Linked DNA regions of Mus musculus: regions 1, 2, 4 and 5 are each linked to region 3. A link is a loop called in an ENCODE intact Hi-C map of the cell type or tissue named here. Cell type or tissue: left cerebral cortex. All regions are shown on one strand. Region 1 holds the start of Begain (brain-enriched guanylate kinase-associated). Region 2 overlaps Wdr25 (WD repeat domain 25). Region 3 has its middle 59 kb from the start of Dlk1. Region 4 overlaps Wdr25 (WD repeat domain 25). Region 5 holds the start of Meg3 (maternally expressed 3).

Region 1 (5,000 bases), 330 kb before region 3:
AATGCTACATGCTTCCCTAAATTCATGTACAGGGGAGCTCACTCCTTGGTGAGGTGAGCACAGGGGCCACTGGCTTGGCTGCTCTTCACCACCACCGCCACTCTAAAATCAGGGGGACTCAGCATGAGGGTCTGACCCTCTTCCATCTCTGCTCAGTTGTCAGTCTCTGAAGCAGGATGACACGTGAACAGACAGTGGCACCCAGAGGGCATGGCCTGATGCTCCACCTACTCATTGTGCCAATTGCCTTCCACCCACGGGTCCTGTAGTTATTCACCCAGCCTTTCAGGTCTGCACCTGCCATCCGCTGACAAGCACTTATCCAGCCGTCATTTACAACCTCACTCCTGGATCTGTCGGCCACCCGCTCAATCGTGCACCATTCCTGTGACTTGTCTTTATGGGTGGATGTGTGCACATCTGTACACAGACCTGTCCTTCTGAACCTAGGTCTCCGTGTCATTCACGGTCACCGCTCTGCTCGGACCTCTCTGTCCATCTGATTCTACCTCTATTATCTTACAGGCATTCAAGGTCCTGCCTATCCCAGCACTCACTCAGAAACCATTCACACAACCATTCCCCCATGACAACAACCACTCATTTTGATGTTTCCTCTGTATCCACATATCCCTTGACATCTATACAACCACCCAATCCATTCATCTATCTTGCCCCAAGACCAGAAATCAATCCACTTTGCCTTCAGGCCTCAACCTATCGGGTCCTCTCTCTAGATCAGCTCTTCCATCAGTTCCCATACATTTCCTTTTCTCTTATAACCACCAGGCTTTCCTCCCCTCCATCCATCTCTCCAGCTTTCTACTCACCTACTACTGGTCTGTCCTGATACATACTCCCATCAGTACCTCGCTGCCCCTCCCATCAGTACCATCTCCCCTCCCCTCCATCTCAGCATGCACCAACGTATGACCTATGGTCTCTTCACTTCTCTTCTTACCCCATTTCCCAACCTAGTTCAAAGCTTGTTGATCGGACACAACTTCAGCTCACTGGCTCAGCCTAGGGCTGGATAGCTGCTGCATTCCTGAAGGAGATTCCCTCTGAAGCACCATGCTGACTCCCAGGCTCATTTGTTGGCCTCTTCTTGATTAGTAGGACATAGAAATACCTTCCCATTCCCTGCTATGCTGGCTAGGATCTACATCTCTCGTTAGACCATGAGCTCCTGAAGGCTGGTTTGCCTAAGTGATAGTGTGCGTCCAAAGAAACTATGCAAGGTGAGCAGAGAGGATGCCTCAACCCATTCACCCATCTGCCCATTCCTAAGACTGACCCAACAGGGATAGCACCATCCAGCTGCCAGTCACCAGTCACCTGCTGGGGACTGCTCTGAGTCACTCCTCAGGCTGTCCTAGGGGCTTGACCTCTGACACCAGGCTCTGTAGAGGTCACACAGCAAATCAGCCCAGAACAGAGACTGGAACCTAGGGCTTCAAACCCTGTCCAAAGTTCTCCATTAGTCACATGACGAGTTCTGAGGCAGGATGGGAGGTGAGAGGGGACCCTGGGACAACTGTGGACCAACACAGTTTGCAGCTCTGACCATCAGAGTCTTAAACTGGAAGGGCTGCCCTGGCCTTTGACTGAACATTTCTGCAGGATGCTTTTTGTGGTTCTCAGACTCACGCCTTCTCACTCCCTGCAAGCCTCTTCCTGCTAACCCAGTGCTAACTTCATCTCCCCCAGCTTAGCCTGTGGGTCTTCTCCTGGAAGCTGTGGGGAATTCTTGTGGACTGTGTCCAAGCCCTGCTGACTGACTGCTGTCCCTCTCTCCCATCCACTCATTCATTCACTTATCCGTCCATTCACTCTCCGGGATGCTGCTACGGGGATGGTGCTAATGACGATACCCAGTACACAGTCAGTATTCTATAAATGGCAGCCACTGCAGGCCAACCAGATGCTCAAGGCCGAGAGAGAGAGAGAGAGAGAGAGAGAGAGAGAGAGAGAGAGAGAGAGAGAGAAGAGAGAGACAGAGAGAGAGACAGAGAGAGAGACAGAGAGAGAAAGAGAAAGTAAGTCCTTGTCCGGACTGCTTCACACTGAATTCTGCTCTTGGCCTATGTGGGTCCCTCACCTGACCTCCAGCCTATGAGAAGTTCTTACAGGCCATGGCCCCAGGCATCCCTGACTTCCCACTTCACTACTCAGGAGCCAGCACACAGAGCAGGCCACAGGAATGAACACATGTGAGACAGGAACTTGGGAGGGTCCTTGGTGCTGCTCAGGAGCCCCTCGCCCTGCGCCTGCATCTGCCACTGTGCTTGCTTTCCAGAGCCGCCCTGATTATAGTGAGCTGTGGGAAAATTAAGGGTTTGCAGGAGGCTGCCAGGCCCTGCTGCTGCCTCCCCGCCCTGCTTGTCACAGATGCCAGGCAGAGCCGTCCCCAAAGGCCACTTGCCCTACTGGGCTGCCCAGACACAGCACAGAAAAGGGGCTTCCTCCTAGAGACCTTCTCATAGCCTAGACTTGAGAGTAGCAAAGACCACTTACTCCTGGACAGTGGGGGAACTGAGGCCCAGAGAACCTAAGAGAGCATCCCATGGCCTCCAGGGGCCCAGGGTATTGGGACCTCAGGATAAGGGAATCCAGAAAGATGATGTCCCCCACATGTGCCCAGGGACTGCACTGGTGGACCAACCCTGGGCATCAGGGTTGCACACCTGCATGGCTCCTGTCTGTCTCTTGCAGCCAGCCCTTGCTCCAGGGGACCTTCCCAGCTCCCATCCTGCTCCCTCAGGAGATTCCGAGATGTCGCCCACGCAGCTCTTGCCCCAAAGGAACCTTGTTCTGATGGGGTGGGCACACACGAGGAATGAAACACCTCTAAACCAGGCAGGAAACGGAAATGCTAGGGGCAGAAATTCCCAGCCAACGTGCAGGGGCTCTGTGAGCAGGTCAGCGCCTGCAGAGTGGCCCTGCCTGCCCAGCCTCAGTTTCCTCGCCTGTCCATGGGGAGGACTGCTGGCGGCCTGCTAGGGCGGCCGGAGATGAAGGTGCCCGAGGCATGCGCGGGCCCACGCGCGGCCCACGCTCGGGAAGCGGTCCCTGGCCAGTCTCCTTCCGGCTCTGCGGCCTCTCCAGGGCCGCCCCCCGAACGGGGTGGGCTCAGCCGGGCCCCCTACACCCGCCTTCCGCAAGTCCTCAGGCCGCACGCGCAAAGCAGCCGCGGAGGCCCGGCCGCCCCGCCCCGCGCGAGGGCCCCGGGCCCCGGCGCCACCCAGGGCCGCCGCGGGCGCGCGCAGGGACCGCCCCAGCGTGGTGCCCGCCGCCCAGCCCCGCCCCGCGCCCTGCCAGCCCGGCTCTCGGGTACTCACCGCCCGGCGAAGCCGGCCCGGCCGCCGGCCACCCGTCCACATGGCCCCGGCTCTGCGCGCCCGAGCCCGCGGCCGGGGCTCCCCAGCGCCCCGCTTCCCGCAGGGAGCGCCCGCCCCCCGCCCCCGGCCCGGCTCCCCGCCAGCCCCGGCCCCGCGCAGCCGCGGCTGCTCCGGCGCTTCCCCGCGCCGCGCCGGGCAGGGCGCACGTGGTGGGCGCGGGGCGCACAGGGCGCGGAATGGCGGCGCGCGGGGTGAATGAGTCCCGCGCGCATGAATGGCGGCGGGCATGAATGGAGGAGTGTGGGGTGCAACGCCTTGTGTCCCGGGCCCTGCTTGGGGGTGGGGTACCAGCATTTAGTAGGTACCTGCTGTGTACCGGCCACTCAGGTCCCCAGGGACTGACTTGGCAGTGAGAGACAGGTCCCTGCCCTCAGGGACCTTGCAGTTTACAGACAGGACAGTGACTTCCAAGGGTGTAGTCCACTGCTCTGCCCTTCAAGTTCTGGCCGATGCCTAGCCCCCATACCTGTCATGGGTTCCTTAAACTGCAGCAGCCCCCCTATATACTTCCAAGACTGGCCTGTAAATCTCTGTCTGGGAGCTCCATAATAGTGGAGGGGCTCCTTCTTTCCAAGAAGTAATCCAAAAGGAATCATGACTTCAGGAGGGCAACTGTGACTGTGGTAGAGCATCCCTCTCTGGCCCCAGTAGCGCTCAGGACTTGTCAGGTTATTCTGGCCCTGGGTGAGACACTGGCATAGTGGTGCTGATAGTCCCAACCAAACTGGAGCACGTATGGAAGCTAACTAGCATAAGTCCCGAGAAACCAGGGTCCCCCTTCTGCCCCGGGAGCATCTTTCCAGTCTAGTAGAGTCAATCACATGGGGCCAGGAAGGATCTGGGGTGGGGGAAAAAGACAGCAGAGCCTACCTTTGGCTTCTCTCAGGGCCTGTGGGCTGAACGGTTGAGTGTTAATGGTTTCCGAGGGAGATAAGGGGATACTAGCAGCGACTACAGCACGTATGTTGACATTGTACTGTGGTAAACATACATGTCAAGAGTTAGCATTTTAATCACCTTTAAGTGTACGGTCCAGGGGCAGCGAGGACATCCATGCTGTCACGGGGCTGTCACCACCATCCACCCCTCGGCCTTATGTGCTGTGTACATTGCAGCTTCTCTCTCCTTTAATTAGGGGAGTAGCTGGTGCACTCAGGCACTGTGACAGCACAGGAAAAGTGTGCTGACAGCGAAGGAAGAGAGAGAGGCAATAAAAGTGAGTCTCCAGGAGGAACAGGCAGACACGGGGGTGGGGGTGGGGTAGAAGTTAGGAGTGTCCCTTATCTTCCCCAGGGACATTACTCTGTAATAGGTGTGGAAGGGGAGGGTTCAGTGAGCCTCAGGATGCTCCTCCTAACTCTAGGAGTATGGACCACAACTGAGGCAGGTACAAGAAGGCAGCCCTGGCCCACGGTGGCCAGCTTATGCTAACTTCTGACTCACTGTGGATGTGTCTCTTGCTCTGGGGATCTGAGTTAACCCATGCTGAAGTTAGAGGTAGCATGGGCCACCAATCCTGATCACTGCGGTCCTCCTGACAGAGATGGAACAGTCCTTAAAGTCCTACTTTCCCCCATACAGGCCTCCAAAGGCCTGAAG
Region 2 (5,000 bases), 490 kb before region 3:
TGGGCTGTGTAATCTATGTGAGGGACGTTCAGTGGTCTGGGTGGCTCATGGCAATCCTGGACTGACCCAGAGTTTTGAGAGCCTGATGCCCAGAGGCCTGTCTGAGGGTTTCAGTTGGGCCCAGGCTCCTAGCAGTGTCTGGCTGGCTCTGGAGTACACAGGACACCCTGACTTTGAGCTCACCTGATTGCTGAAATTATTTCCTCCTCTGTCCGGTCTTCAGGTTCCTTTCCCTTTGCTTCTTGCTTGGCCAGTTTCTACTGAACAGTCAAGACCCAGCTCAGAACAGGGCCGATGAAGAGTGTTTATCTATTCTGTGGTCTTAGGTTGGGCAGTGTGCCAGGAGCAAGAGCTACGTCGAGCCAGATGGGTCATGTCTTTCCTGTCGGGACACCCCCCCCCCCAAGCTGTGTTCATACTTAGCCTTCCCTCTTCCCACAGTTCCCTGTGCACTGTCCAATGTTTGAATGTAGAGGTCCCTGCCTTCTAGATGAGCCTGGATGTTGCCTGGGTTCCTTCTCCAGCCCCTCAGGACTAATGGTGGGGCAATGCTCACAGGGTGGAGGGGTTTGCTTTACAGTAGGTAGGCTTTCCTGATGCTTAATGCCCTTGGCAAGGAAGGCCTGAAGGTTCTCTAATAGCACGAATACCTACATATTCTGTGTCTACAGTATCAAGTGAGCTCATGGCTCCTCGTGGGAACTTAGCTGTAGTTCTAGAATAGGTTATACAGTCCTTTCTCTTGGCCACTAGAGAGGGGAGGGCAGCCTGGCAGATGTGGGGGACTATTGAGCAAGAAGGTGGGAGAGGTTGCCGTGGTGATCATGTCTTTAACCTATGATGCTGCCTCATGGAGAGGTCAGGTGTCTCCTCGTGAGTGCCTCCTGCCAACTCCCTGTGCACTGATGGGAAGAGCTAGACCTGAGCCCAGTGGAGCTGCTCTTTACCTGAAGGCCCCATTGGTAGAACTGAGCAGCTTGCCCACCCTGGGTCATCATTACTGACAAGAGGCTTCAGTTTCCTGAAGACATACTATGAGTATCCTTCTGCTGTTTGTTTGTTTTTGTTTTTGCTGGGGGCTTGAGTTCAGGACCTTGTGTGTAAAAGTGAACCCTCTATCACTGAGCTATTCCTAACCCCATGATGATATTGTATGTGTGTGTGAGTGAGTATGTGTGTGTGTGTGAGAGTACGTGTATGTGTACGTGTGTGTGAGAGTACGTGTGTGTGTGTGTGTGTGTGTGTGTTTGTAGGTGGAGGACAGAGGGCAGCTTTGGATATTGTTCCTCAGTTGTTCTTTTTAAGATAGACTAGGTTGGCCAGCTGGCATATCCCAGGATCTGCCTGCCTGTTTCCCCAAAGCTGGGGTTCCAGGATTATATGACTGTGCCTAGCCTTTTCACATGAGTTTTGGGAGTTGAATTCCTGTCCTCCTGCTTGTAAAGCAAGCACTTTTCAGGTTGACCATGATGACTTTATTTTTAAAAATTGTTTACTTTTTATATGTGTGTTTGGGGGACACATGTGTGCTATGGTACATGTGTGGAGGTCAGAGGACAACTTTGGGGGGTGCCAGTTCTTCTTCCACTATGTCACTGTTGGGGATTGGGCTCAGTGGCAAGTGCCTTTACTTGATAAGCCATTTTGCTCACCCCAAAGATTGTTTTCTTTAGGATAGTATCTCACTAGGTAGCCCTGGCTGCCTTGTTATTCATTATGAAGATCAAGCTAGTCACGACCCCATAAAGACCTGCCTCTCTCTTCCTTCAGAGTGCTAAGAGAAAGGCAAGTGCCACTATGCTCCATGTTGTTTTTTAAGAAAGAGTGAGTTGGCACCTTGGCTCTGGGTGTGGTGAAGAAAAGTGTGCCAGGACTGGTGTGACACTTCACGGCCAGAAGAGGTCGCAGTTGGGCTGCCTGGGATGACGAGAAGCCTGCGTTTAGGGCTGTGTGTGGGATGCTGATGTGTGGCCTGTCCCAGGAGGCGTGTGGGCCGGAGGTGGTGATGCTAGTGTGAGACTCCTTGGCTGCCAGGAAGCTTGAGGGAGTGCTCTACGCCCCTGTCTAGTTCCCCAGTACATCCAAAGGATGGCTTCGGGCAAAGACACTTGCTATAGTTGAGTTGTTGTCAGTACTGACCATGCATGCTAGGAGCAGAGTCTCCTGATCTTTATGAAAATTCAGGTTTCTATAAGCCAGGGGTGACTATCAAGCTGGAACCCGAGCAGAGGCTTTAATAAGATGTCTCATAGTTTTAGTGATTAGGGTTGTTTGGAAAATCATTTTGTGTAAGTGGGACTCTCAGTAAGTTCGGAATGCAGAATGAGTAGTAGGAACCAATAAGCTGTGGTGGGAAGATGGGTTAGGGCATGGAGGGCTCAGGTGTGCACCTGAGGTTGGAAGTCCTACCCTAGGCCTGCAGGTTGGTATGTGGCCTGCTGAGTGGTGGCTGCTTTTCCCTCCCTGATGTCAGAGATGCCTGTGGTTATAAACCAAGCCCCAGTATTCCTGTGAGGTGGAGGTATTATGTGTGTGCTTGGTCTTCCTGGCCTGGGTGCTGGCACTCAGGATGTGAACAACTGGGTGGGACCTGGCATGTGCTCCTGTCACTCAGGGTGCTGGGGCTTTGCTCCCGTCCCTGCCAGCGGTGGCTTACTGTATCTGAGATGTTCAACAGGCGGTAAGCTTTGTGAATGCAGAAGTCACACCAGACCCATTTTTATATTCTTTGTAGCATCTGGCATGAGATTTGGTCCCTGTTAAGTGATCAATGAAGGTTTAAAGACATTTTTTGGATTTCACTGCTTTGATTTAAGAGGGTTTGTGTGTGCACATGCAAAAATCCTGCTCACCTCTAGGGGGCACAGTAAGACTTGCTATCTTTTGCCCATCCAAGCTTCTAGAATGTGGTAGAATCCTTGACTCCTTGTAACATTTACTGAGATGATTTTTCTCTGATCTGGAGCAAGCCAGCTCCGTTCATCTGACTGATGTGAGGAGCCAAGTGCCGGTCTTTCGTTGCCTTAAAGCTCGGCTTTGGAGGCACACATTTCAGCTAGGCACATTACGGTGGAAAGATATGTATTTTAATATGCTCTAAATGTTCTGTGAGCTGTAAAATGTGCTTATATTAGTTTTGAAAAATTTACAGCCAAAGCAATTAAGTAAAATAAAACAATGAGTCACAGGCCCTGAAGCGCTGCTCCGCTGTCGCAGGCGGTGACCCTCCTGCCCTCCTCCGTGAGCTCGAGGCTTTCCTGGCTGTAGTCCCAGCACAGACACCTTTATGCTCTCTTTTCATTTCTCCGTGAACTCCCTGGGCTCTGCATGTTTGAACACCCACTGCACGTAAAGGTGGAATTCAGCCTTTGATGCCTTTTCTGAGGGAAAAAGGCAAACAGACAGCCTTGTCTGGCTGCCCATGCAGAGGCTGGACCAGGCCCCCCAGGGGACTCCCTGCTGCACCAGCGTGCTTCCTGCTGTGGGGACGAGTTCTTACTTAGGCAGGTCTGTACATAAAGCTTGTGAGCTGCGTGTTGTTAATTTGCTTTATTCTAGATTTTTCTTCAATAACAAATAGCAAGCTTCTGTAACATATTTTTAAAAAGCCAAACTGACGCTTACTGGGGAAACTTGACTGACTCAGATAAATGAGATGCGAAGGAGACATCAGTGCTTGTACTGTCCTGGTCATGGCGCATCTCTAGGCCGCCCCGGTCTGGCTGCTGCATCCCGCATGTTGACACTGGCCAGCTGGTCATTGCTATCTTGCCCTCCACCAGATTGTCTTTTGTATTGTTTGTGGGGCTGGGTGTATAGCTCAGAGGTGGAATGTCTGCCCTGCAGGCAGAGGACCTGGGGTTCCATCCCCGCTCCCCCAAACAAAGTCCCCAGTGAAAAACTGTCCACAAACAGCTTTCTGACTGTCCCTTTCCTCACACTTTCCCTCGTCTCTCCTGTGCTGTTTCCTGTAGCTTCTGGAGTCCATTTTAAAGCAAGTAGTCCTGCCGTGATCACACTGTGCATAAATGCCATCTTTTCTGCTGCTTAATGTAGTGAAGATGGGCTTTGCACTGTCGGCCGGCAGAAGGCCTGTGTGTGGGAAATGGAACCTTACACTGGCCGGCCTTTGGTGCGTGACTCTACTGCTGCTCAGTGCTGCCGGGACTTTGCATACGATTACTTGGTCTCTCTGATCCCCAGGTATCACGGTAAAGGAGAGAGAATGGCCATCAATGAGGACTGTTGCCACAGATATGGGAAGAAATGATCTAGTCCAGTCCCTGGCATAAGCGAGAATTTCCCCCCTTGTACCCATATTGATTGGTTAAAACATAAATGTGCAAAAAACACCTCAGTTAGAGTCTTCTGACTTAATGTAGTTCTGCTTTTGTGAATCTCTTCATAGTCTGTTTTTGTACATATGGATTTTTAAAGAGTTTCATCCTCAGTGTTCCTGAGATAAATCCCTTTAAAATGCATGGAGTTTCTGAGATCAATGCTACTGAGCTGCCTTTGTCGTCCTTTGGAGTGCTTTGTGCATCCGCCAGGTCCTGCTGAGGACGGCCCAGTTGCCAGGCGCTCACACTGGCCACTGGATGGTGGACGGTTGCTTGAGTCCAAAGTCAAGCCTCAGCAGCGCTGGGGAAGCAACCTCTTAGGGGACCCAGGAGGGAGCTATGCTGCCTCCCTCAGGCAAGCTGCCTTCGGAGGTAGCTGAAGGCTCTGCGATGGAGGCAGGTGACCCCAGCTGGTGCTTTCTTGTGCTGATCACCGGCCCTGTGGTGACCAGGAGCACATGAGGGAGCAGGGCGTCAGCAGCTGCACCGGGTCCACCACATGCTGCTAGGCACAGCTTTTAACACACTTTACCACAGAGCTGAAACTTGTTCCCAGTTACACAGCAGGCAACATGGGGCGGGCAATAGGCTACAGAGACTGAGCCAAACAGGCAAGCTGTTCCTCCTCCACCTCTGGAAATGCCCAGTTGAAAAGCAGCG
Region 3 (5,000 bases):
CTCAGCCCACATTCCCCAGCTTTGAGGGCTCAGGTCTGATTCTGAGGGCAGAGCCATTTCCACCATCTTCTTCTTCCATCTGTGCTGTAGATGGCCAACTGCAACTGGGGTCAAGATAGTGTGACAGACAACATGTGACCACCACTAGAGACCAACCAGATGCTTCTAACTGCGGTACCACTTGCTAGCCAGGGGACCTCAAGCAAATTGTTTAATCCCTCTGTGCTTTGTTCTTCTTGTCTGTTTATTAGGGATAATAATACCCCACCTTGGGCTTAGTTACCGGAGTGTGACATATGTAAGCTATACAAAGCTGCACTTACTCAGTCCATACTCGGGGCTGAGTCATGGAGAGGGTCTTGAGAAACCAGAAGAGGGAGATAGCAAACCACCAAGACTGTGGTGGTTTGAATATGCTTATTCCAGGGAGTGGCACTATTAGGAGGTGTGGCCTTGTTGGAGTGGGTGTGGCCTTGTTGGAGGAAGTGTGTCACTGTGAGGGTGGGCTTTAAGACCCTCCACCTACCTGCCCGGAAGTCTTCTAGTAGCCTTCAGATGAAGATGTAGAACTCTCAGCTCCTCCTGCACCATGCCTGCCTGGATGCTGCCATGCTCCTGCTTTGATGATAATGGATTGAACCTGTGAACCTGTAAGCCAGCCCCAATGAAATGTTGTCCTTAGAAGAGCTCCCTTGAATATGGTGTCTCTTCACAGCATCAGTAAAACCCAAATTAAGACAGTGACCCAGGTGTCTCCAAGCCAGGACTTGCACTTGAAGCCATGGCAATTGGGTTGAGGCTGGCACCCAGAATGGGCAGGCAGGGTTCAGCGAGGAGGGAGAATGGAGGCAGCTATGTCCAGGGACCACATTGTGAGGTATAAAGAAATGTGCTGGTTCCCCCTGATTGGGGAAACTTAGGTCTGTGGAGGTAACAAGCTATCCAATATCCTGAGATATGGACATCTCTGATTTTAACATTGAGCCTAGGTCTCAGCTCCTATACAGGTAGTGCCGTCCCAAGTCCCCAGCTCCTGGTGCATCTGGCCACCTATGTCAGGCTTCCATGGTAACTCAAGGTAAAGTTCCCAGAGCACTGTTATCCCCACTTGTAAGCTTGTCTCTTCTTGCTTTCTTTCCATGCTGGCTGGAGTCCCAGCCACATGTGAAATGGTCAAAGTGGCTGCTGGTCACCCACACTGTCCCTGTGATCAGAAAGGAAGAGCCCTACCTGTGTCCACACAGTTGGAGTCAGACATTGGGGTTTGAGTTAACATAGAAGGAAAGGTGCCCTGACCTCTGTCTGTCCCTTGGCTGCCTATGGCAAAATGAGCAAGGAGACAAACAGACAGAGTGTTGTCAGAGCAGGCTGGCTGGCCTGGCTGGATACAGAGACACTGACTATGAAGACTGAATGGGCAAGAGCTGTCCCTTTTGAGAGTGACTAAGGGGCTACATTTGAAGCCCACAGCTCACCCTACCCCTCAAGGGAAGCTAAGTCAACCAGCCTGGATCTGAAGAACCAGGGAGGCTCGAAGTTGCCCTGCTAGCCCCTGGGTGACCTGTCTGCAGGCCACAGGCTGTCCTAGTGTGCTGTGCTAGTTTAAACTTCCAGAAACCTCTTTTTAAGCTTCCAGAAAGAAGGAGGGAGGTAGGGAAGGCGTTGTTTTCGTGCCTCTCGCTTCATTTGCATGAGGTGAAAAATGTTTCCATAGAAACAACCAGAGTCTGTAATTTTTGAATAACGATTTCTGTGCCAAGCACAACCTGTCTTGTCTGGATGGGGAATTAAGTCTCACAGCGTTTCCCCATAACAATGGTAAAGTTGCCCCAGCTGGTAGAAGATAGAAAGAGGGTAGTCTGAGCCCCAAGACCCGACCTGCTCAGCTTCAGTTTCCCCCTCTTGTGAAATGCGTCGAGTAAAGACAAGATCTGAACCATACTGAGCAAACCCTCAGCATCTCCGGGATGGTACAAAGACTGGGTCTCTGGGTCTCCTGGTCCCCAGTCTTGAGTGGCCCCCAGAAAGCCTAAACAGCATTCTCATAAGTTTTTCAGAGGGGCGATAGCAGAGGGCTGTGCATCTCCGACCCTCTGGACTACGGAGGAGCATTCTGCCTGCCCCGCGCTCACAGCCAACTGCAAGCCTCCTCTGCGGACATCCCCTGCCGGCTGCCCAGCCCCGCTCACCCAAGCGAAGGAAGCGGCCTCGCCTGACCGCCTCTGCCCCCTGGTGGCCTGAGGGCACCACGCAGCCACTCACCCCCAGGCCCAGAGGACTGCATGGCTACCTCAGGCCCCACTGGAGATATCCTCTCTCTGGGAGCTTTGAGGAGGCCACCACAGCCACAGCAAAGCTCTGAGAGGGACCCCAGAATCGAGGACCGCTAGCTCTCCTCTCCCAGTCTCAGCGCAGGCGACCCTCACACATGATTTGATGGAGGGGCATCCTGCAGAACCCCACATTGCCAACATCCTCTGAGAGTCTCTTTCAGGATCTCAGTGTGGAGAGCTTAAAACAGAGCAAACTGAAGACTACAGACTGTAAGGGGGCAGGGGACAGGACTCTTCTGCTCCCCTATATTGCAAATGGAGACACTGAAGACCTGAGAGAGACCGGCATGTTTATCCAGGGACCCTGCGTGTTCCAGCCATCCCGAGGCCACTTCTGTGGTCCATCTTCTATGCTTGCTGTCTGCAGACAGCAATCAGAGGCACCGTCCTTGTTGTCAGGGGCTGCCTTTATTTATCCTCATTTAACCGTGGGTTGGAATATTGTGCTGGGACTGAGCTGAGCCGCAGACATGCTCGGCGTCTGCCTGGCTTAATTATAGCCCCAGGGGCTGGGAGCAATGAGCCACGCGCCTCCCGCTCCAAGGCAGCAAGCTGGTCTTCAGATGTCCTTCCCTTCTCTCTCTTTAAATACCAGTGTGATGTGTCCCTGGTTACACTCTAATGATGGCCTGCTGGAGACTGACCTTCTGTGGCTGGAACATGTGCCATTGTCTCCAGGTTATGGGTAGGGGTCAGTGATGAACAATGAGGTGGGGAGACATTGTTCAGAAGATCCCAGAGAGCACCTGGCACAGTCCTCCTGCCACTGAGGATGGGGCCAAGACAGAGCAGAGATGGGCTAACAGTGTCTCCGAGGGCTGTCCATCCCCCACCCCACCCCCAAATGCTGTGATGTGTGTCACCTGGATGTCATCCACCAGTACAGGGAAAAGACTAAAGATGGGAGAATCACGGCCTTCCAGCTCAGGCCTCAAATACAGCAGGACAGCTGTCAGTCACAGATGGCCTGGGAAAGCCAGAAGAGACTTTGAGGGACACAAAGGTGGGGCCTATGCTACACCACTATGGTGTAGCCCAGAAGCCACTAGTGGGCGGGTGCCATGTCTATCCATCTTTGAGGGTACCACGGTGCCAACTAAAAGCCAGTGGAGGTCTGGAGATGAGGCTCTGTTGGTAGAGTGCTTGCCTAGGATGCTGGAGGCTCTGGGTTTGAGTCACAGCACCACAGAAGGATGCTTGTAACCTCAGCACTTAGGAGATGGAGATGGAAGAACCCAGGATTCACAGTCCCTCTTAGCTATACAGTGTGTTCAAGGCTAGCCTGGGCTAAAAGGAAACTTTGTTTCCAAAATAAACAAGCAACCCCACAAAAGTCAAAGCAGTGTGTCTGCAAAAGCGGCAGCTGGCATGGAGGAAGCTGTTCTCCTCCTTCTTGGAGTCTCAGGATCCAGTGTTGCCCCACCATGGGGTGCAGTGGTGGGGTGAAGGGCACCCTAGTACACCCAGCTCTTCACTGGCTACAGACTGCTGAGGGAAGAGGAGCTGCCCATGTTTTAGAGCTACCTCACTTGCTGATGCCTTTGTCTGGTCCTTTGGGGAAACCCCTATGGGTGTTTGCTGTGGGGGTCAAAGTGACATGAAAAGGTGGGCGGGCCATAACCCTGAAGCTTATTTTTAGAGAGAGAAAGAGAGACACAGAGAGAGAGATTTGTTGTATACATGTGGAGGGAGGCATGTGGGAGTGAAGTGCCTCAGGAGGCCAGAGGCGTCAGATCCCCTAGAGATGGCGCTACAGGCTGCTGTGCCTCCCAACCTGGTGCTGGAATTGAACTCATGTTCTGTGCGAGAGCAGTATACAGTCTTAACTGCTGGGCCACCTCTGAAGACAAAGACACTTCTTGGTGCACCTTAGTCCTCCCTATACTCTGAGGTAGACTCGGGTATGTGGGAGCAGATGGCCACCCAGAGCCACCTGCTAAGGAATGATACCTTATAATCAGGAAGACCCCACGGAGTGTCAGCTTTACTGACGCACAGATGGTTCCTCTCTGAGGGGAAAAAACAAAACAAACAAACAAACAAACAACAACAACAACAACAAAACGGGGAAGTCATGCAAGCACAGGGCTGCTATGACACATAGCAAGTCTGACCAGTGTTACAGATGCTGGCATATCCGAGACCCTGAGAGCTCACATCCGACTGAGGTTCAAACAGCCATATTCAGAACTCTGAGATACACTTCCCTTACTCTCTGGAGCCTCGAGGCACATTTCCCCAGGCAGATAAAAGCTCTAGGGAGTTATGCCATGTGAAGGACAAAGGCCTGTGTAGAAGAGGCCTCCCCCTAGGATGAGGACGGCATTGACCTATGCGCCAAAGGGTGGCAAGAACAAAGGACTTGGCATAATTGTCATTTTCCTAAGGATGGCTAAAAACAGCAGCCTCCAGGATAATCTATGAGGCTAGCTAGGGAAACTAGACCCAGGGAGCCTGCAGCTCCTGCCAGGGGGCAGGCAGTACTTCCTACTGAGGGTTAGAGGAGACTAAGGCATCATGAATTTGCTGCAAAGGTGGGGTCTCAGGACCACCCTCAGGTGGGTTTCACTTCACACTGCTCCTGGGAAGAGCTGAAAGTGAGGAGGGCTCAGGGCCTCAAGTGGCGTGCTCTGCTGCGGATTTTGGGGGACCCCTTTAAGGTAGACA
Region 4 (5,000 bases), 440 kb before region 3:
GCTTCCTGTTCCGGTTCCTTTGGTTCCTTCCCTGTACAGAGGATCACAGTCCCTGCTTTTGGAGAGCAGCAGTATAGGTTTAAGGCAACAGGCATCTGGCATCCTGTATAGGGACATAAACTGCTTCTCCTGTTGCTCTGTCCACTGGTCCTGCTGTAACCTGCTGTCCCCACCTCCACACCCCACGCCTCCCACTTCGGTGCTGCTCCCAGCCCTGCAGGAGGCAGAAGATGCCTCTTTCCCTCCTTGCTCCTTTGTGATGTTCTCTCTTGACACACTGCTGTTTTCTGAAAAGCAGAAAGGAAACAGTTTAAGTTGGGGAGGCAATCCCCAGGGCCCCATTTTACACGATTGTCCCATTTCTAAACTTGAGTTAATAAGAAGAAACAAAGTGGTAGGTCGATTTGCACAGGAGACGAATATCATCCTGACGATTATGTAAATATTTATGTGTTCTGGCATTCTCATTTGGTTACTGGTGTCTAATTTCCGAGTCTCATAATGAAGTGTAATTTGGAGGAGCTTTGCAAAGGCAGGCACGGCCTCGGAATCATTTGATATGTTCGGGAAACTTAGTTTCCGTTGGTCCTTTTCATCAGTTGTCTTTAGATCCCCTTCAAGTTCTTTGTGACTTGACAACAGCTTTCAGCCTGATGAAGACAGGGCTCTTAAACATTACTAGGAATTCAGAAGAGCTTTATAATATTGTCGCTTAATAAGAAAATGCACCCATTGGCAGGGCTTGGGATTTATAGCTTCAAATGGATTTCAGCTTGGAGTTTTAGCCCTCTGTGTTCCTGCTCTTCCCAGGGCTATGAGAACGGTTTTTTAATTAAGTCAAATTGAATTGAATGAGCTTTTATTGAACACCCCCTCTGTGCTAGACACCAGCTCCTTAACCCTTGCACTGCCCCATAGCTATGGGGAGCTGAGCCAGCCTAGGGCCTGCAGGTTTAGCCCCCATATCCACCATCTTCCAACTGGATGGTCTGCTCTGGAGGGTGGGGTTGGCAGTGGGTCTGGTTCATTCTCTCTCTCTCTCTCTCTCTCCCTCTCTCTCTCTCTGTCTCTTTCTCTCTCTCTCTGTGAGATCTGCCTGCCTCTGCCTCCCGAGTGCTGGGATGTGGGTCTGACTCTTAAGCTCATTCTTCTGAAGCCAGTTTTTAGCACAGTTGACTAAGAAGGCTCAGGCCAGTGGCTTTACATCATGTTTAGCCTTTTTTAATCTTCTAGCCACCCCATAAAGTTCCATACATTTTCCCTATCTTATATCTAAGAAAAGGAAGACTCAGAGAGGTATAGTATGAGGCTTAGGGCCACACAGCTGGTAACAGGCAGAGCTAAGATTTGAGTTCAGCATAGTCAGTCTTCTAAATTGTAGTTACTTCAAGCACCTCTCTTGAGGCCTGTGCTTTCTGGCTCGTGATCAGGTTACCCTGCTCTGAGACAGCCCAGCAGTGTGGCATGGAGCAGTGGGCCAGAGCCTTCTTGGGCACTTTCTGACTGTGTCCTAGGAAGGTGCCACTTCTCCTCTTGCCCTTTACTTGCTGGTGATGTATGGCATGACATCATCTTGGGTGGTTGCTGGTTATAAGTAGCATGTGTAAGCCATGGCTGTCATGCATTGACTCAGGCAGATACTCTCAACATGGAGGCTCTGCCTGGGCATCCCTGGCTGGTCAGGTTCATCCACGGGTCCCATCTCACATGTATATCACATGGCTGGCTGCCAATAGGATTGAGTGAATGGCAGCCTGGCACAGTATGTACCACCATTGTAGCCATTCATGAGATCTTAATGCTTAGGAAGGAGCTAGGCCTGCCAGCAGTTGAGGGAAGCTGTCAGAATAAAGGTTTGCCTGTCTCATGAAAGCGAACTTGTAAACCTAATGACTGCTGGGCTGTGGAAGAAGTGTGTCATCTGGGTTTCTCACTTGCAACAGAACTCTCTGGAAGGACAGTTGGCATCTCCCCGTTGCCGTGTGGGGGTGGACACGTTTTATGTGACAGCAAGGCAAGAAAGCTAACAGTGATCTCTGAGGAGTTATGCTCAGCTTAACCCTTTGAATTGCTACAGCTTTAACATCAGCTCCGGGAATACTCGCAGATATCTCTCGCTGTCCGTGTTCTCTCTGAAAATACAAATGACTTGAATGTCTGAGGATTTGGTAAAGCATTGGTGTTAACAGGGATAGTCAGAGTGTGCTCAGGTGCTGGGGGGAAGGTGGGAAGTTTGTCCCAGGGCTCAGATCCATGTCTCCGAGACAGGACTCCGTGTGAAGAGCTGTATGTAGAAAGCTGTCCTGTCCTGTTCCTGTCACGCTACTCTTTGATAGAATGTTTAATTGAGGCAGGTTTTCTGAGAGCATTGTTTGAAGTAACTCAGGGGTAGAAGGTAGTGTTTCCCCCCGGGATTCCACTTCCTGCTGCACATTGAAGGCAGTTGTTGTAGGCAGTGTTCTGATGCATTTGCTCCTGCCCAGTAGAGCACTCCAGGATTCCTTGGCTGCGAACCCCTCCTACTCCAGTGGAGACCAGCAGCACTCAGCCAGCCCTTTTGGCTGTGGGCAGCAGGGTGGCGCTAGACACCTGGCTTTTAGTCCCCAGGAGGCTTGCCTCTCCAGGCTGTTCTGAGCTCCTGTTTTGTGTTAGCTGTAGAATGGGGCCCCATAATGAGGTTGGGGGGTGGGAGCAGGGAGAGGCTGATGAGCCTGATGCAGAAGCTGTGCCCTGTGGGGACCTGTACTGAGCTCCACAGGAGAAGAACTCCACTGCACAGACAGGCGTGCTGCGTGCTGCCCGTGTGGGGGAGCCTGGCGCTTCCCCAGCAGGTGTCCTCCTTCAGATGGACTTGGAGCCTTGTCCCTAATGTTTATTGCCTTTCTTCTTTAGGGATAGCGATCTGCAGGTCAGGCTTATTTGCGAGATCCATATTACTTCTGATTATTTATGAATGGATTGGCCAGGGGGAGGCAACCAACTCGATTAATTCATCAGTGAGGCAGCTGGAAGGACCTGTGACAAATAGTGCAGGCTGTCATTTGGCCAAAGATTGTCTGTGCTGGGATTGTTCCCCCAGGATAACCATGATGACAAACATAATTGACATTTTTTATTAACCCTGAAATGATTAAAGATGCTGTTGCTGAATTTGTGTCAAAGTACCCAGTCCCTGGCATTTTGAGAGGACTCGGTGTGGGGCCAGTAAACAGCCTGTGCTTACTTCCTGTTCATCACTTTAATCAGCCAAGGCAGACAGACAGAGCCCTGCCTGATTTGGTCCTGAAACCAGGCCAGAGACAAGACTCTGTTTTCCAGAACTCTCTGGCATCACCGTCATGAACACACAGGAGGCACTCTGTTCAACAGTCTACTTAGTCATTGGTTAGCAGATTCTGACATTCCAAGGTGTGGGCTTGGGGGACTTTCCCTAGGAGCTGCAGTGGCAGGTGGAGGCACAGGCAGATTTGGATGGGGGGCTATGTGCTGTTTGGGGGCAGGATAGACTGTCAGACTGAGTGGGCGAGGGAGCCGTGTGGGGGGCAAGTGTAAAGAGTAAATTTTGGTTAATGTATAAATGAATGGATTTAATTACATTTTATATGTGTATATCATTGTACTTAGCTCCTATCTGATCCCTCCCTCATTTCCCCTGGTCTCTGGGTCTCCCCCCCCTCCCTCCCCCTCTCCCTCTCTCCCTCCCCCTCCCCCTCACACACATACTTTAAGTGAGGTACAGTGGTGTGCTCTTTAATCCTAGCTGTCAGGAAGCAGAAGCAGGTGGATCTCTGAGTTCCGGTCAGCCAGGACTATATGGTAAGATTCTATCTAAACAAACAAACAAACAAACAAACAAACCAGAAGCACCACCACTACTACCACCAAGAACAACAACAACAACAAAAAACCCATCAACAACAAAACTACAAAGAAAACAAAAGCCAACCCCCCCCCAAAGCAGACCGTGTTTGCCTGAGTGAAAGACATGCACCATGCGTGCTCTCGCCCCCCTGCTTGCTATCCTGTTTGCTTAGATTCCTCCCCACACGTGCCTCTGTTTACTCTTATTTTAACCTACATTTTATTTGTGAGGAAACATGCAAGGTCTGTCTGTCTTTCTGATTCTGTCTACTTTAGTTTAATGTGACAATTCCCAGTTCCATCCGGTTTCCTGTGACAGAATTACACTCTCCTCCTCTCTTTAGTGAGGCAGGATCTCTCTGTGTAGCCTTGGCTGTCCTAGAATTCACTCTGTGGATCAATCTGGTCTTGAACTCAGAGATCTACTTGCCTCTGCCTTCTGACCATTGGGATTGAAGGTGTGTACCTGGCTATTTCATTCTTTACAGTGGAATAAAACTCCATTGTGGGTGCATATGCATATATACAAACCTTTAAAAAAAATCTTGTTTTGTTTATGTGTAGTGTAGGTATGTGTATATGTATACGCACGATTTGTACACACTACTACTTACTTGTAGGGTCAGAAGACAACCTCAGGTGTTAGCCTTCGCCTTCCACCTTGTTTGACGCAGTCTCTCTTTATTTCTGTATACCAGTCTATTTGGCTCACAGTCTCCTGGGATTTTTCTGTTTCTACCTCTTGTTGGAGAGCTGGGCTTGCAGAGACTTGCTATTGTGTATGGGTTTGGGGATCTAAACAGCTGAGCATTTCCATAGCCCTCTAATGTTTCTTTTTCCATTTACGTATTGAGGGCATGGATGCTGGTTTTCTGCCTTGGCTGTTGTGAACAGTTCTGCCGTGAACATGGCTATGCAGGCACCTCTGTGGATCCCGACACAGGCTCCTTTGGGATGGACCCAGGTGTGGGTAGCTGGGTCATACAGTTGTATCCTAGGCGTTGGTGTAGCCTCTGTACTGACTCCGCACAGGATGCACGAGTGCACGCGCTCCCCAGCAGTGAGGAAGCCCCTTCATTTTTGCCAGCACTTGTCTGTTTGCTGATTTTGGCTATTCTTACTGAGTGAGAGGGAATCTG
Region 5 (5,000 bases), 150 kb after region 3:
GCATTGCAGCAGAATGCGCTGACGTCAAAGACCACCCCTTCTGCGCCTTTATATAAACCCCACCCAGCCAGCCCCTAGCACAGAAGACGAAGAGCTGGAATAGAGCTCGCCTCGGCTCTGCTGGCCTTGGCTGCAGCTCTTCCAGAAACCCGGGGCGCCCACAGAAGAATCTCTTACCTGGTGAGTGGTTAGCCATCCTTTGCCTGAAAGGATGTGCAAAAATGAAGACGACATCACTATCTGGCTTCGGCTCCGTCCTCCTGGACATGCCGAAAGGCCAGTGCTGGGGACCTTCTCCCAAAGCCAGCCCCTTAGCCTGGTCCCCAGCATCCAACACGAAATTCTGCAAGGAAAAGAATCCTCAGGCACATTTTTCTCGCGGGTGTGGGGGGGTCCGGTCCACTAGGGCTTTTTTTCTCACTAGTGTGGGCAGCGCGGTAGAGACCCTGATTAAGAAAAGCAGCAATAATGAGATATTCCGCCCCCAAATCCAGTGTATTTTTGTTTCTGGGGTCTAAAAACCTGGTTTTGGTGGCTGAAAGCCCCCCTTAGAATCGCATTAATGGTGAGAGACATGGCGGCGATGCATCATCCCGCAAGCCCCATAAAATGGGGGGGGGGTACCTGAAAAGGGGGGTCTCGAGCCATCTTTTTCTCCTAGCCAGGTTCTCGGCGGAACGTGGGCGTAAGATTTAGAGGTTCATGTTGACCAGCAATTCTGAATCCAGATACTCGGGTTTAGTATAGACCTAACCTCGGGCAAAATATAGTGGGAAAAAAAATGTAACCATTACTAGCCGTTTCCTGACGCAGCTACTTTAACAGCGGAAAGAGAGGGCGTCAAAGGCAAATCTAGCCGGAGACCCCCAGATCACAGAGAAGGCTGCGGAACCGGGGGGCAAAGGCAGAATAGATGTGGGGGGTGGGCTAGGGTAGAAAAAACCCCACGTCCTTGCGTCTCATAGGAAGGAAAAGATAAAATGCAGAAAAGGGGGTGTGTGGAGGTGTGGGGGGTGATCTGAGTGCTGGAAATTTGGAGGCAGGGTTCTTTTTGGCATTGCGCATGATGGCTGCGGCTAGATTCTGACGTGTTGAAGGCTTTTGACTTTTGGTAAATCACCTTTTGCCGTTTCCTTTGTCCCCGTGAAGCCCCCCCTGGCCGCCCCCTCCTCATTCTGGGCTGGCTGGCTGAGGGGGGGGGCAGCCTGAGGGCTGCGACGTGGCAGGTTTCTAGAATGTTCTATTGATGGCCGCAAGAGGGCGCTGGTGGCACTGCGGAATTTTGGGGGGCGGGGTGGGGAGGGAAGAGGAGGTGGCCTTTGTTCTCCTGCAGGAGGGGGTCGGGAGCGAGATGGGTTGCGGGACCATGGGTTCATTTACCTATGGGGAAATGTTAGTAGATACCTGGATTCACTAAGGTGCGCTTGCAGGACTTACAATAGGTCAGAGATGGCGTCATCTGCAGTGGCTGTGTGATTTAGGGTGTCATGGACGCAGATTAATTTATTTTCAGTGATTTGTGTTTTCTGGGGTCTTAGAAAGGTGTGGCTTTTTGAGGAAGAATTGCAAAAAATATTAATTAATTAGGCGTCATCCATAAGGGTCTTGAGAGTTGACGTGGCAAAGGGGGGGCAAGGTTTTGAGGAGAAGGGTGTTAATTGGGTGGGGGGAGGCAGGGTGGTCTGCCTTTATTTTGTCATATAGCTGAAGACCTCAAAAATGAGTGTTCTGTATTAAGAATTGAGTCTTTAAATTTTAATTATGCTTAATTGGATTTACTAATGGTGGGTGGGGGCAGCGTCCTGCTTTTACTTATCAGGAGTAGAATTGTGGTCTGGGGGCAGCCCCTTACTGCAGGGTCTCTTTGGTGCAAGGCGGCTCCTGGATGCCTGTGTGTGTGCTGCGTCATGTCTGGAAAATGGCTCAGGCAGAGGCGATGGGGGTGCATAGCGACCCTTAAAGATGGCTGATGTGGGCTCTGCCCCCCCCCCCCAAGCCTGAAACCTGTTGGGCGCCCTCCCCCCTCCTACGTCAGTCTAGCTCTAGCAGCTGCGTCCTGGCGCCTGTGGGGGTGCCTCAGGTGGTTGGGCTATTGGAGTCTTAGTGAGTGCGGGCCGCGCGCCCCCTAGCGGTCTCTATGTGCAAATGGTTCTTGGCCTGCCAGACTAGCGCTAGAGTTGCGCATGCGCACACAGCTAACACTTGTGACCTGTCAATCAATTCATCTGTACCCCTCCCATTGCTGTCCTCCCCTCCCATTTCTCCTCCTACTTCTCCTCCCATTTCTACTTTCCCTCTTCCCCCTCCCATTTCTGTTTTCCCTCCTCCCCCCTCCCATTTCTTCTCCCTCCTCCCCCTCCCATTTCTTCTCCCTCCTCCCCCTCCCATTTCTCCTCTCCCTCTTTCCCCTCCCACTTTTCTCCCCTATCTTCCCCCTCCCATTTTTCCTCACTTCTTCCCTCCTCCCACTTCTCCTCCCTCCTCCCTCCTCCTTTCTCCCCCCCACCCACTTCCCTCATTCCTCTTACCCCTCCCTTCCTCCTCCTTTCTCCTCCCGCCCCTACCCATTTCCCTCATTCCTCTTACCCCTCCCTTCTCTTCCTTCCCTCCACCCCATCCCTGCTTCTCTTCCCTGATCCCTCCCACCCCTCCCTCTTTCCCCCCAAGCCTTCCCCTCCCTTCTCTCCTCTTTCACTTGCCCCCTCCCTCTCTATGCTGTTCCTGGGCTGGCCGTTAGAGGTCATCAAGGTGGTTTCTAACAACCCCCTCCCATATCCTAGGCTCTCTCTTCAGGGATGACATCATCGGCTCACACCAGTCTTCCAGGACCACCTTCTGGATGCCAAGGCTGCTGCTCGAGTACCTGCTGTGCACCTCTACCTCCTGGTACCCCAGCCACTCCCTCAAGTTGCCTGCATGTTATATGGCCTGTGAGCTCTCCTGCCCATTGCACATTCATCACCCCCAGACCCATTAGCCATTAAAGACAACTTAAAATGTTAAATAATTAGCTGAAATTATAATTAGTTATAATTAATTAGCTTACATTGTAATTAATACCTATACCTGGGCATTTAATAAATTCTCTAACCTTTGGTTATTTGTAGAGCCAAGGAGCACGGATTCCAGGAACCCACTACCATACAGAGCAACTCCTTGTGGACCCCCCTGGGATCAGGACAGCGAGGGACAAGCGACAAAGAGGATCATCAGTGGCCAGCTAGTTTCTCTGGGGTTCAAACCTTGAACCAGTGCCCTAGTGAGGGGGCACTGGCCATGGCCCTTGACCTTTGCTCTGCTTGTGTCTTGAGTCTGAGCCCTTTCCTGTACATCTGTGCTCGTGTTCATCTGCTAGTGAACTGGAGTGCTGCCCTCCCCGAGGAGGGTCGTCCCTTGTGACTGATCATGCTGTCCTAACAATGTCCTGAGCAAAAGGGTCCCTTTGGGAACCTCTCAGGAGGGGGACCCGGGTCAGGGGCGACCAGCATCTTGCTGGCAACTCCGTGGGTGGGGTGGGGTGGGGTGCTTCCTTCTGGAATGAGCACGTGGCTGACCCCCCAAGGCATGTCCCCTCCCCCTCCTCCACCCACCTTCTCGGAGATGTCCCTTTTGGGGTAGTGGGGACATTAGGAGCAACCTCCTAGGGTTGTTGTGAGAATTAAATGAACTGCAGCAGCCTGAGGCAGGGCTGGGCAGAGACCTCAGCACATGTTTGTTGAAAGGTTTGCAGGTGGATCTAGTCCTCCCGTTCATGGCTCATGTGTCTCAACCATTCTCTCGCAGACTCCTGCAGCCCCTATGCCCAGGGCTCTCCTTGCGCCAGGTAGGGGCTCTTTAGACAACAGGATGTCCGGGAGACTTTGAGTAAGGACACGAGTGTGCGGTCATTTCCAGGGCACTTTCTACATAATGTGACCATGTTATTCCTGTCATTCATGTGTCAAAGGGGGTAGCCTAGTGTCTAGAGAGGAGGGGTGAATTGGCATTGATTTTTATTTTTATTTTTTATTTTTTCATGATTTTTAAAGAGGTAGGTGGGAAAGAGAACTGGGAGAGCCCGGACTCACTCATGAGATTGAACTTAAATTCACACGGAGGACACTTGGACTCTTGCCACATTAGGTAAGAGAAGGGGTCAAAGTTGGACACGGGTGCCATTGTGGCGACCCCTGATGGTCCAGTCCCCTGTCCTCCACCTAAAGTTCTTCGATCCATACCAAACATTTCACAATGGGAAATCCTAGCTTCCCAAGGGTGGTCTTGGGGAGCTGCTGGGGGTGGGGGTGGGGTGGCCCAAGTCTGGTAGCATGTGCTGAGATCACCTCTTAGGGATGGTGTGACCTTAAACAAGTCATTTAGCTTCCAGGTTTCAGTTCCTTTCACACCTAAATAGGCATTTCAAAAAAAAAAAAAAAAAAAAGGAGAAATAAAGAGAGAAAAAGTGGAGGGTGGGGGGAGGTGGGGGGTGGGGGGTGGGGGGAAAGCCAGGTTGTCTACCCCACAGAGCGCTTCTGAAGACCAAACTACATAACTCACAAGAAAGTGCCTTGTAAATCGCCCGGAAATTGCAAAAAAAAAATCCTTAATTAGCCAATGAGGCTGTCCCTACTGCCCAGCGGCCAGCCCTAGTCTCTCACAACAGTGAGCACCCAGTAGGTGCTGGGTGTCTTTGTGTTCAACAAATAATTTCCAGAATTCAAACAAACAAACAAACAAACAAACAACATTCATTCAACAAACATTTTCTGAGACACTGACCATGTGCCCAGTGCACCAGGCTATGGCTGAGGTACAAAGACAATGAGAACAGTCTCTTTTTGGAGGCTAATTAGTACTCTCATTTCTACCAGCACTTTCTTTGGCCTTTTAAACCAACCATTTTTGTCCAGACAAGACCAAAAAAAAAAAAAAAACAAAAACAAAAAACAAAACAAAACAAAAAACCCAAAAAAACAAAAAACAAAACAACTGGGTTGCTTTAGGGAAGCCCGGCTTGGAGT

What was found. A loop is a pair of places that touch in the nucleus more often than their neighbours do. Peaks named below come from ENCODE experiments on the same cell type or tissue, not always from the same donor. Only the 100,000 strongest peaks of a DNase experiment are listed, where the experiment ranks them.
Region 1: it touches region 3 in a loop (2.3-fold over the local background); 10 of 42 quality-filtered maps call a loop at or near these places.
Region 2: it touches region 3 in a loop (7-fold over the local background); 24 of 42 quality-filtered maps call a loop at or near these places.
Region 4: a loop joins it to region 3, with 2.5 times the contacts of the local background. A loop is called at or near these places in 11 of 42 quality-filtered maps.
Region 5: it touches region 3 in a loop (4-fold over the local background); 2 of 42 quality-filtered maps call a loop at or near these places.

Annotation. Positions count from the first base shown.
Region 1 is chr12:109,064,785-109,069,784 of GRCm38, forward strand. Begain (brain-enriched guanylate kinase-associated) reads right to left here and starts at 3,433. Exons shown (of 7, transcript NM_001163175.1): 1 at 3,342-3,433. The coding sequence starts at 3,383. In left cerebral cortex, no CTCF peak of the experiment used is centred here; DNase peaks (open chromatin) are centred at 2,318, 3,040 and 3,619; H3K4me3 peaks cover 1,542 bases; H3K27ac peaks cover 1,033 bases.
Region 2 is chr12:108,901,203-108,906,202 of GRCm38, forward strand. The region is part of intron 2 of Wdr25 (WD repeat domain 25); the gene reads left to right. Among named protein-coding and RNA genes, the nearest start is that of Wdr25, 9.4 kb to the left of the region's middle. In left cerebral cortex, CTCF peaks have their summits at 1,897 (motif pointing right) and 2,854 (motif pointing right); DNase peaks (open chromatin) are centred at 1,965 and 2,873.
Region 3 is chr12:109,391,786-109,396,785 of GRCm38, forward strand. No RefSeq gene overlaps it. Among named protein-coding and RNA genes, the nearest start is that of Dlk1, 59 kb to the right of the region's middle. In left cerebral cortex, a CTCF peak has its summit at 2,227 (motif pointing left); DNase peaks (open chromatin) are centred at 1,712, 2,218 and 2,695; H3K27ac peaks cover 564 bases.
Region 4 is chr12:108,951,385-108,956,384 of GRCm38, forward strand. All of the region lies in intron 2 of Wdr25 (WD repeat domain 25), which reads left to right. Among named protein-coding and RNA genes, the nearest start is that of Wdr25, 60 kb to the left of the region's middle. In left cerebral cortex, a CTCF peak has its summit at 2,577; DNase peaks (open chromatin) are centred at 1,951 and 2,572.
Region 5 is chr12:109,540,920-109,545,919 of GRCm38, forward strand. Meg3 (maternally expressed 3) reads left to right here and starts at 77. Exons shown (of 10, transcript NR_027652.1): 1 at 77-180; 2 at 2,781-2,930; 3 at 3,108-3,823; 4 at 4,029-4,122. It overlaps Mir1906-1 (microRNA 1906-1), which reads left to right and starts at 3,622; the gene lies at 3,622-3,701. In left cerebral cortex, CTCF peaks have their summits at 1,254 (motif pointing right) and 2,128 (motif pointing left); DNase peaks (open chromatin) are centred at 1,231, 2,130, 2,522 and 2,716; H3K4me3 peaks cover 2,425 bases; H3K27ac peaks cover 1,727 bases.